Linked DNA regions of Mus musculus: region 1 is linked to region 2. The links are chromatin contacts, found by Hi-C in ENCODE. All regions are on one chromosome and are shown on one strand. Each heading gives the region's core, a stretch centred on a gene start or an enhancer-like site at or near the end of the contact. The rest is flanking DNA. Distances are from core to core; before and after follow the strand shown. Region 1 overlaps Ccdc57 (coiled-coil domain containing 57). Region 2 holds the start of Mat2b (methionine adenosyltransferase II, beta).

Region 1 (4,850 bases), core at 1,853-4,352, about 80 Mb before region 2:
CCGAAGTCAGGCGCCAGGCAGCGGGCACTCTGGATCTTATCTCTGGAACATCGATCCTCCTTGACAGCCTTGGGGGTCAGGCTAGGCTCAGGCGTAACTCATGTCCTTGGATGGCATGGGAACTCAGGAAGAGATAGGGAAGAGGGGACTATAATTCAGCTTTTACAGCCTCAGGTGCCAGGAAAGGAATAGGGAGGAAAGGGGGGTGACAACCAGCTCTCAGTACAAGGCCATTTGGCCTGCTAGGGAGATTGTGAAGGGCTCACTTTCTCACGGGATGGTCTCTGACAGAGAGTTGCTTTCATCAGATTGGCCAATGGCACGTGTGGGACATTGTCTTGATTGCTAGTTAACGAGGGCCCCAGCTCACTGTGGGCAGTGCCAGCCTTGGGCAGGTGATCCTGGGCTGTAGAAGAAAGAGCAGTCCAGGGGAAGCCAACAAGTCAACAAGCAGCATTTCTCCATGGTGTCTGCTTCTTCCTGTGTTGGCTTCTTAATGATGGACTGTATAGAACCTCTTACTGAGCGAGCCCTTGCTCCCCAAGCTGGTTTTGATCAAGTGTTTTATCACAGTAACAGAAGCAAGCGAGGACAGTGTGACAGACCAATGTGAGGCCCTCATGTGGAAAAGTCAAGATCCCTGTGAGCTAAACTGCAGAATGGATCTGGGAGCCAATAAAAGCCTCAGGTAGGATAGTGCAGATATATTTCAGCCTTGCCAGCCAAAAGCAAGACTACTACTACTGGACCTTATGGACAGAGGAAGAGACATTTACCATCTCAGTAGCTGTATCCAGGTGTGTGAATATGTACTTCTAGGGACTGAAGAGATGATGGCTCAGCAGTTAAGAGCACTGGCTGTTCTTCCAGGGGAGCTGAGTTCAGTTCCCAGCACCCACAGAGCAGCTCACAATTGTCTGTAACTCCAGTTCCAGAGGATCTGACACACTGAGAAGAGCAGTTCTCAAGACAGAACCTCTTATAAACCTGCCGTGGGTCCGCAAGTCCCAGCACACATAGACCCATGCTTTGATCCCTGTGACCTTTGAGGTAGTCACATAGCCTGGTGGCCAAGACACAGGTTAAACTTCCTCTCTCCTTATAAGGTCATCACCTGGAACTCCTCCTTTTGCAAATAAGGCATTTCCAGTACCCTGGCCCAGTTCATCCCCCAGCCCCTACTCACCCCCCAAAGGCCTAAATAACCTTTGTTTCCCCTAATTAAACGAGCTTCTAGATGACTTTAGATGCCTTTAATCCCAGCACTCAGGAGGCAGAGGCAGACGGATTTCTGAATTCGAGGCCAGCCTGGTCTACAAAGTGAGTTCCAGGACAGCCAGGGCTACACAGAGAAACCCTGTCTGGGGGGTGGGAGGAGAAGCCTGCCTCCCAAGAACTCTTTTTTCCTGCTCACCCTACCCATCGCCTGAGGTCTCTATCACCTCCTGCCGTTCCCACCTAGCTTTCCCTGTCAGGGCATCTATCTGGGTCTGATGAGCGGTCGATCGTGCCTTTAAGAGAATGCGGAGTGGAGTGGGAATGACCAGTTTGACTTCGGAAACAGCCAAGAGTCTTGCACATTGAGCCAAAGCCTGGAAATAATGTAGTCAAGAAAAGATTAATTGTACCAGATGTGGTGGTTCAAAGTAGCAAGAAATCTTAATAAATACTTGGGAGGCTGAGGCAGGGGAATCACTGTGAGTTTAAGGCCAACTTGGCCTACAAAATGAGAACCTGTCTAAAAAGTTAGCAGCAACACAACCACCAAAAACAACTCAGCAACTGTTGTGTCTAAGAAATGACACTCTCGCAGTGGTACCAAAGTCACCAAGGGAGCTTCAAGAGAGTCTCTAGCTGGGAAAGGCGGCTGAGTGATTAGTTTGTGCAGACTCAGTGGAGCACACTCAGGTGTCCCTAGCCCTATCTCTGGAAGCACCAAGCCTTACATGCTACTGTGCCAGCTCTGCCGCAGGAGGCTAGGGAAAGGTCTGCCCCTGGTGGGTTGGAATAGCCAGCCTGAGGCAGCCTTCTGCAGCCCGGGGCAGTCTGCCTATAGCAGCCTGATCTGGCCTGGAACAGTCTTGGCCTTCTGGGTAGTTGTGAGCAGAGAGTTGTGTTAACACAGAATCTTAAAGACCAACAACTCTTTTGCTCAATTGCTCTTTTCTGTTGTTGGGCCAGAATCTCACATGTTGGTCACCCTTGTAAATAGAACCAATTCAATGAAATAATGATTTTTCTCTTATAAGTTGAGGCAAGTTTATAACTAGTAACTGACTGGTCAGTTATCACGTACTGTGAACCAGAGAAAATCCTTTTTCTTATTGGATAGTCACAGGCTCACAAGACATTGGAGGAAATTTACCCACTCATTTCAGAAATGTTTCTGAATGCATGCTGCATGCTGGTAGCTCTTCAGGCTTGGGATTGCGCACGGATCCCTGTCATTCCTGTCATACCTGTCATGCCTGTCAGTCATACCTGCCATGCTTGCCCTTATAGAGGGAAGAACACCTTGAGACAGTTAACTGCCTATAGATGTGATGAGACGGGAGGGTCAGGAGTCAAGTACAGTGAGTGGGCAAGAGGAGCCACAGACGTTGGTGAGGGTGCAGAAGAGAGTTCAGGAGGAGGAAGACAAGAACCTGCCCATGTGCTCGGAGATACCTAGAAGATAGAGTTCAAGTTCAGAGGACGAATGTCCAAAGTGGAGCTCGGCCTTCAGAGCCTTTAAAGACTTTGGCACCATGGGAAACTGTTGAGTGTTTGTGTAGAGCAGTGACATACATGATTGCGGACTTACTGGGCCAGGCATGGGAGAAGTAGCCAGCAGGCTGATGGGGTAGTAGGCCCCTGCAGATATGAGCATGCCCAGAAGGGGAGCCAGTGGGGACATCTGACCCTGAGCTCTGATGGGCCTGATGGAAGAGGCAGGTGCCACAGAGGATGACTGCCAGTTGTTGAGACAAAGAATGTGTGCAAGGAGACAGAGTGACAGACTGTTGTGTGAGGTCCCATGGTTTATCCAGAGACACGGTCCCCAGAACATTGACAAGAGCACAGTGGAGACAGGTCATGGCTGCCTGTCACACTGTCCAGCAAGACCAGAAGGTGGCAGCACAGGCTTGACTTAGCATGGAACTCTGCTCTCTGGTGGCCACAACCTGCAGAACTTCCTCTGTGGATTTTGTTCAGAAAAAACTGTTTCAAATTCTGTGGATTTGTTGCTGTTTGGTTAGTTGGTTGCTTTGGTTTTGTCCTTTGAGACAGATTCCTAACATGTAGCCAAGGCTGCCCAGAACTTGAGGGGATCTTCTCTATCTTTGCCTCCCAGGTTCTCTGTTTACAGGTAGGTTCTACTAACTCACCATCCTTCTCTCCTCTCCCCTCCCCTCCTCTCCTCTCCCCTCCCTTCCCCTCTCCCCTCCCTTCTCCTCTCTTCTCCTTTCCTTTCCTTTTTCCCTCCCTCCCTCCCTCCCTCCCTCCCTCCCTCCCTTCCTTCCTTTCTTTCTTCTTTCCTTCCTTTTGTCTTTCATTTGTCCCTATGCTTGGAATAGAACCCAAGGCACCACACATAACAGGCAAGCATTCAGCCATGATTTTATAATTATAGTAATGATTTTAATATTCTAATTCCAATAAGGGTCACTCACGTGACTATATATTTCACATTTACCTTTCAAGGGATTGAAAAAGTGAAATATAACTTCTAGTTGTGCTTTCTGCAGTTTCCTGAGCCAGAAAGTGAGACCTGTTGCTGCAGAACTCACACAGTGCACCTGTCTACCAGGGCTGGATGGTGCTTCATGGGGTAAGGGTGGGGACAACTCCCTCAGAGCTGCATCTGTCCTCCCTCAGTCTGTCCTTCAGGGCTGGAGTCTGGTGGAGGGCAGGGCAGGGCAGGGCCCAGGACTAGGGCTGGCATATGTGCCTGAGCACTCAGTCCTTCCAGGGGCTCTGGCTCTGTGCTGATCAAAAATGAGATTAAGTACCTGGCCCCAGAAATATAGAAATTAGGTTTTTTGGCTTGCTAGTAACTGGAGGATCCAAACTCTCGTATCAACCGAGGACCCCGTGGCAGACCTCATCATGTCAGAAATGAGAAGGAAGTTTGCAGAAGGGAATATATGCTAGCCTGACAGCAATGGCTGCAACCTGGGTGCTCACCGAACTGCAAGAGTTACAGTCATCCCTCAGAGAGAGGCTTCTTAAAATGGTTTCATCTATGACCCCATTTTACCTGAGAATTTTTGTTGTTCTGTCGTTGGTTGGTTGGTTGGTTTTGTTTGTTTTTCGAGACAGGGTTTCTCTGTGTAGCCTTGGCTGTCCTAGAACTCACTCTGTAGACCAGGCTGGCCTCAAACTCAGAAATCCGCTTGCCTCTGCCTCCTGAGTGCTGGGATTAAAAGCGTGTATAGATGTACAGATATTGAAGAGTGGTGGTAGGGAAATAGAGGTAAGCAGTTTATCTGTAGAACAGAAAACTTTGTTTGTAGTATAAAACCGTGATTCACACTGTGTGTCAGTCTCACACCTAAGCTGAGGCCTTGGCGGCAGCCACTCTCCTTCACTCCTGGCTCTTTTGTCCCAGGAGCTGCTGCTGGAGTTTGAATCTAAAATGCAGAGAAGAGAGCATGAGTTCCAGCTGAGGGCTGACGACATGAGCAACGTAGTCCTGACACATGAGCTCAAGGTAACTGGCTGGCCCTGGGCTTCGAATCACCATTGCAACTTTAATTACCCAGTGCTGCAGAATACCATGCTGTTCCTTTGTTAGTCAGTCAGTCAGTCAGTCAGTCTGTCTGTTTGTTTGTTTGTTTGTTGAGACAGGGTTTCTCTGTGTAGTCCCG
Region 2 (4,900 bases), core at 1,691-4,190:
AACGCTCTATCTCCTTAAGAACTGGCACATGGGCTGACAGCGTCCCTTGAGGTTCCGCCCCTTTTTGAACGCGTGGCGAGAGGCGGCCAATCAACAGGCGCGGCCAGGGCGGCGGAAGCCGGAAGCGGCAGCCGGGGTCGGCCTGGGCCTAGGGGAGGAGGGCCAAGGGCGCGGGCGCTGCGGCCCCTGGCAGTGCTGCGCTAGTGGAGCTTGCGGTCGCGACTGAAGCGGCGCAAAGACTGCGGGCATGGTGGGCCGGGAGAAGGAGCTCTCCATCCACTTCGTCCCCGGCTGCTGCCAGCTGGTGGAGGTGAGCTTCGGGGCATGGAGCCGGGGTGGCGCCTTTGAGTTTGTTTACCTCTCTCCCTGTAGGGCTGCGCTCACGCCCGCTGCAGCCCGGGGAGCGCGGAGGTGGAGACTCCCGGTGCCTCCCGCCGCCTCCCGCGGGCTGGCTCCCGTTTCAGTAGTCATCATCTTTGTTTTGTGTTCCTGGATCTTTAAGGACAGGGGGAGAGTGACTTTCCATAAATGGCGGTGTCGGCGGGGTCAACTTGGTGAATTCATAGTTTGCACGGGGCGGGTTCCTTGAGGCACTTTTAAGGCTGTCAGGATTTCCGACTGTGCGGTGCTGTGAACGCTCAGGCTCCCTGGTAGGCAGACGGGCACCGCCTCGAGTTTATTCAGGAAGGTTTGAGCAGGAATTCCAGTGTTGGGCTTTTAGCTTCTACGTTTTCTGAACCGCTGTATTTTGCGTGGTGGAAGACTGCTGAAAGAAATTGCATGTCTGGTAAACTTCCCCCAGCATGTTTCCAAGTCTGGTCCACGGTCCCGTGTTTCAAGCCCGTTAAGTACTTACTGACCTACAGAATGTATCCAGCACAGTCGATGAACTAATGTGTCTTGCTGATATAAAAACGCCTAGGATGTGGCCAGTTTTTTTTTTTTTTTTAATGCAAACTTTTAATTTGGGGGAGGGTCCTGTGCTTGCTAGAGTTACTAGAGATAAGGGAGTCCCTATTGAGATGAGGGATTCTTGTTAAGAGTATACCGCCATAAGATTAGGCTATTATTAGGTGAACCTGTAGCGCCTTTTCTTAATTGGCGATTGACTTGGGAGGACGGAGCCCCTGGGCTGTTATAGTCCTGAGTTGTTTAGGAAAGCTGGCTGAGGAATTAAGCAGTTTTCACAAGGCCTGTGTGAGCTCCTGCCTCCAGGGTCTTGTCCTAACTTCCTTCAGGGGCGAACAGTGATGTGGAAATGGTAAGCTAAGTACCTCCTGCCAAACAATGCTTTGATGTTTTCACACAGCAATAGAAACCCAAACTAGAACTCAGTATGTGTTGTCCAGGCTGGCCTTGGACTCAGATGCTTCTGCCTCGAGGAGTGCTGGGATTGAAGATCTGAGCCACCACAACCAGTTGATAATGGGAAATTTTTACATTTGCGTGATGCACATTCAATATTATCTCCAAATGGCTGGGCCTTAGCCAAAGTTCGAATGTATTTGCAGTTCCAGACTGGTGACGGCATGTGACCAAAGGTGTGTGCGTATGAGCATGTATTCGTGTAGGCTTAATGCATTTCCCCAGTTCAGTAAAAGAAAAGTAGAGAGTGGTAAACTGAGTGTGCTAACTCATGTCTGTAATCTCAGTACTCAGGAAGTTTGTAGTGGTGAGGAGATGTGATTGCTTTTTAGGGTGGTTTTTTGTTTGTTTGTTTGTTTTTTCTTTCTGTTGTTGCATTTGTTTGTTTGTTTTAAACAGTCTCACTGTGTATTCATGGCTGTCCTCAAATCCCCGGAGATCTGCGTGGCTCCACCTCCAGTGGGCTGGGATTGATGATGCCACCACACCCAGCAACCTTTTTCATTAAAAAAAAAAATGGTACAGTAGCTGAGCGTGGCGGCTTATACTTCAGTCCCATCACTCTAAAAGCTGAGGCAGGAATGATTATCAGGCAAGCCAAGGTTACATAGTGAGACCCTGTTTCATAAAAGCAGATAACAGGCAGAAGGTGCAGACAGCTGGAATCTGCATGCTGGTGTTGCTCTCTCAACCTGTGCAACTGACATTCACTCTTGTTGCCAGCTGAGACTTGGCATAGTTAATGTTAGTGAGGCAGCCTGATACCAATTCCTGTTAAGAACACTGCCTGTGTGTACGTACAGGGAGTTGAGCTGTTCCCCTCTGAATTCCATTCCTATTAAGCAATCTAGATATCTTGTTTCTTAAATCCCAAGGGTGTCCAAGGATGTTAGAGAGGTAGAGAGTGAATGTGAAAACTTGAAAGTGTTGAAAGTGAATGTGAAACTTTCTGGTTGTTTTGTATTTGTTTTCCCAGACAGATCAGGGCTGGTCTTGAATTCATTGAGACCCTCCTGCATCAGATGATTTTTTTTTTCAATTATGCATGATTGCTAAGTGTATAGCCGTGTACCATGTGTCTGATACCTACTAGGGCCAATAGAAGGTGTCCATTCCAGTAGAGCTGGAGTTACAGGGAGGTGTGAGCTGCCCAGGATGGACTCTGAGGACCCAATGCCAGTCCTCTGCAAGAGCAACTTTTTTTTTTTTTTTTTTTTTTTTAGGTTTTTAAATGTTATGTGTGTGGGTGTTTGGCCTGTATGTTTGTTCACCACATGCATGCAGTACCCTTTGAGGTCCACAGAGGATGTTGGCTCCCCAAGGAACTGGAGTCACACATATTGTTGATACCTGCCGTGTAGGTGTTGGGACTCAAACCACGCTCTCCAGCCCCATCTGTTTTCCTTTATGGTGTTTTCCCAGACCTCTTCATGGTATTTGTTACATGTACAGTGTTGTGAATCTATACTAGACTTAGCATGCTTTGACCCCGTTTATTTCAGCTGTGTGTGTGGTGTGTGTGTGTGTGTGTGTGTGTGTACGTGTACAAGTATAGTTTTTGAGACAGGGTCTTGCCTAGTGGGCCGCACTGGCCTGGAATCCCCTCCGTAGAGCAGGCTATGCTCAGGCTGCTGGCACCCTCCTGTTCACTGAGGTCATCACTGCACCTGGTTTAGAGTTAAGCCTTTGGAGAGTTATTTTCTTGCCAAAGTTCGAAGAAAACATTTTGCCGGATCAAGTCTTCATTTTCATAAATTGCCTGGCTTAGAGCCAAGTGTTATAAAGGACACCACATGAAGTCTCATTAATGTTTTTTTAAAAATGTTTTGAAATTCATTGAATTAAAATCCTTAATAGATTTTTTTTTCTATGCTGCCCTCCCCCATCCCTGCCCTTTGGATTTCAGCTTTTGTTAAATGCTAGAAACAGCTGATTTGGGGGTCCTTAATTAAAGTATGTATGTTTACTAAATCATTTACCCGAAAATGTCTTTGGATATTGCCTGTATATATGTGTGTGTGCACACTTTTTTTTTCCAACTCAGAATTATGTGACTTTAACAGAAATAGGACCTTGTGATAAAATCTAATGAAAGTTTGAGCCCCAGAGCTCATGCTTTGGCTACAGGTGTGTGACTCTCTGCTGGCTGAAAACATTATTTTTAAAAAGGAAAAGTTGGCTTTACTTAAGAATTTGGCAGGAAAGTGTTACTCAATTTTTGGAACTTTGCCTTGAGTATACAAAAATCAAAATATTCTTTAAGCAGTAATTTTAAATTTTTACTGTGAACACAAATGTTTTTTCAGTTTTTTTTTCTATCTGTATCTGTTAGTCATAAGTATTTTGTGTAAGTAAATTTAGTGCTGACCGAGGGACATATTAGTTGACTTTATTCCAAATAAACTCCTATGAAATGTCGACCAATTTTCTTTTTTTTAAAGATTTATTTATTTATTTTATGTATGAGTACAATTATAGCTGACTTCAGACAAACCAGAAGAGGGTGTCAGAACCCATTACAGATGGTTGTGAGCCACCATGTGTTTGCTGGGAATTGAACTCAGGACCTTTGGAAGAGTAGTCAGTGCTCTTAGCAGCTGAGCCATTTCTCCAGCCCTGACCGATTTTCAGTCCTGTCAAAATGTGACTCATCTGAGCCTTGTGCATTTTCAGAATATCTTAGAAGATGTGAAACGCCTGTTGACTAATTATGGGGTGATATGATCACTTCATCCATCATAAAGAAAGTAACTTCCATTGTTAATATGAAATCTAAATCAAATGGGGAAGTTGTTAGTGATCTCAGGTTCTTTTTCTTGATTACTAAAACTTTATTCTTACTCATCTAAAAAAAGTAAACTTACTTTATGTACATGAGTGTATGTATGTGTACCATAACCATGTGCACGCCTGGTACCCACAGAAGCCAGAAGAGGGCATCAGATCCTCTGAAACGGGAGCTAAGGACAGATGTTAGCTGCCATTTGAATGCTGGGAATCAAACCCAGGTCTGCCATCTCTTCTACCCATTCATTCTCTCTCTCTCTCTCTCTCTCTCTCTCTCTCCCTCTCTCCCTCTCTCCCTCTCCCTCCCTCCCTCCCCCCCCCTCTCTCTCTCACACACACACACACACACACACACACACACACACGTATGACCAGAAGAGGGCAATCAGATCTGCAGTAATGGATAATTGTAAGCCATCCAATGTTTGTCTTCTACAAAAACGGTGTGCTCATAAACAAGTCTTCCTTGTCTCGAGGAGGCTGATTGTCAGTGGGGACTGGAAAGATGGCTGTGGTTAAGAGTTCTGTGTGGATTTGCAGAGGACCCAGGCTCACTGTAACTCCAGTTCCAGATGATTTTATACCGTCTTCTGATCTCCCCAGGCAATGCAGGTAGTACACACATATGCATACAGAGCAAAAACACTCAGACAGAGCAAATAAAATAAACACAAACTCATTAAGTCTTGCAGTTGTTGATGCAGGTGGATTGATTAATCTAACTTTAAAACTGACTTTTAGGTAGTGG

Evidence for each region. A loop is a pair of places that touch in the nucleus more often than their neighbours do.
Region 1: a loop to region 2 is called in a map of T-helper 17 cell, with 463 times the contacts of the local background. The contact joins two enhancer-like sites. A Hi-C loop is called at or near these places in 4 of 37 maps with a recorded cell type or tissue (T-helper 17 cell, T-helper 2 cell and regulatory T cell).

The regions. Positions count from the first base shown.
Region 1 is chr11:120,903,827-120,908,676 of GRCm38, reverse strand. It overlaps Ccdc57 (coiled-coil domain containing 57), which reads left to right. Exons shown (of 19, transcript NM_027745.1): 4 at 4,592-4,693. Among named protein-coding and RNA genes, the nearest start is that of A430102A20Rik, 27 kb to the left of the region's middle. Within about 2 kb of position 3,102, at least 1 of the 3 ENCODE cell types and tissues checked has a DNase peak (open chromatin) inside an H3K27ac peak, as active enhancers do.
Region 2 is chr11:40,687,888-40,692,787 of GRCm38, reverse strand. It overlaps Mat2b (methionine adenosyltransferase II, beta), which reads left to right and starts at 106. Exons shown (of 7, transcript NM_134017.2): 1 at 106-310. The coding sequence starts at 248. Within about 2 kb of position 2,940, at least 1 of the 3 ENCODE cell types and tissues checked has a DNase peak (open chromatin) inside an H3K27ac peak, as active enhancers do.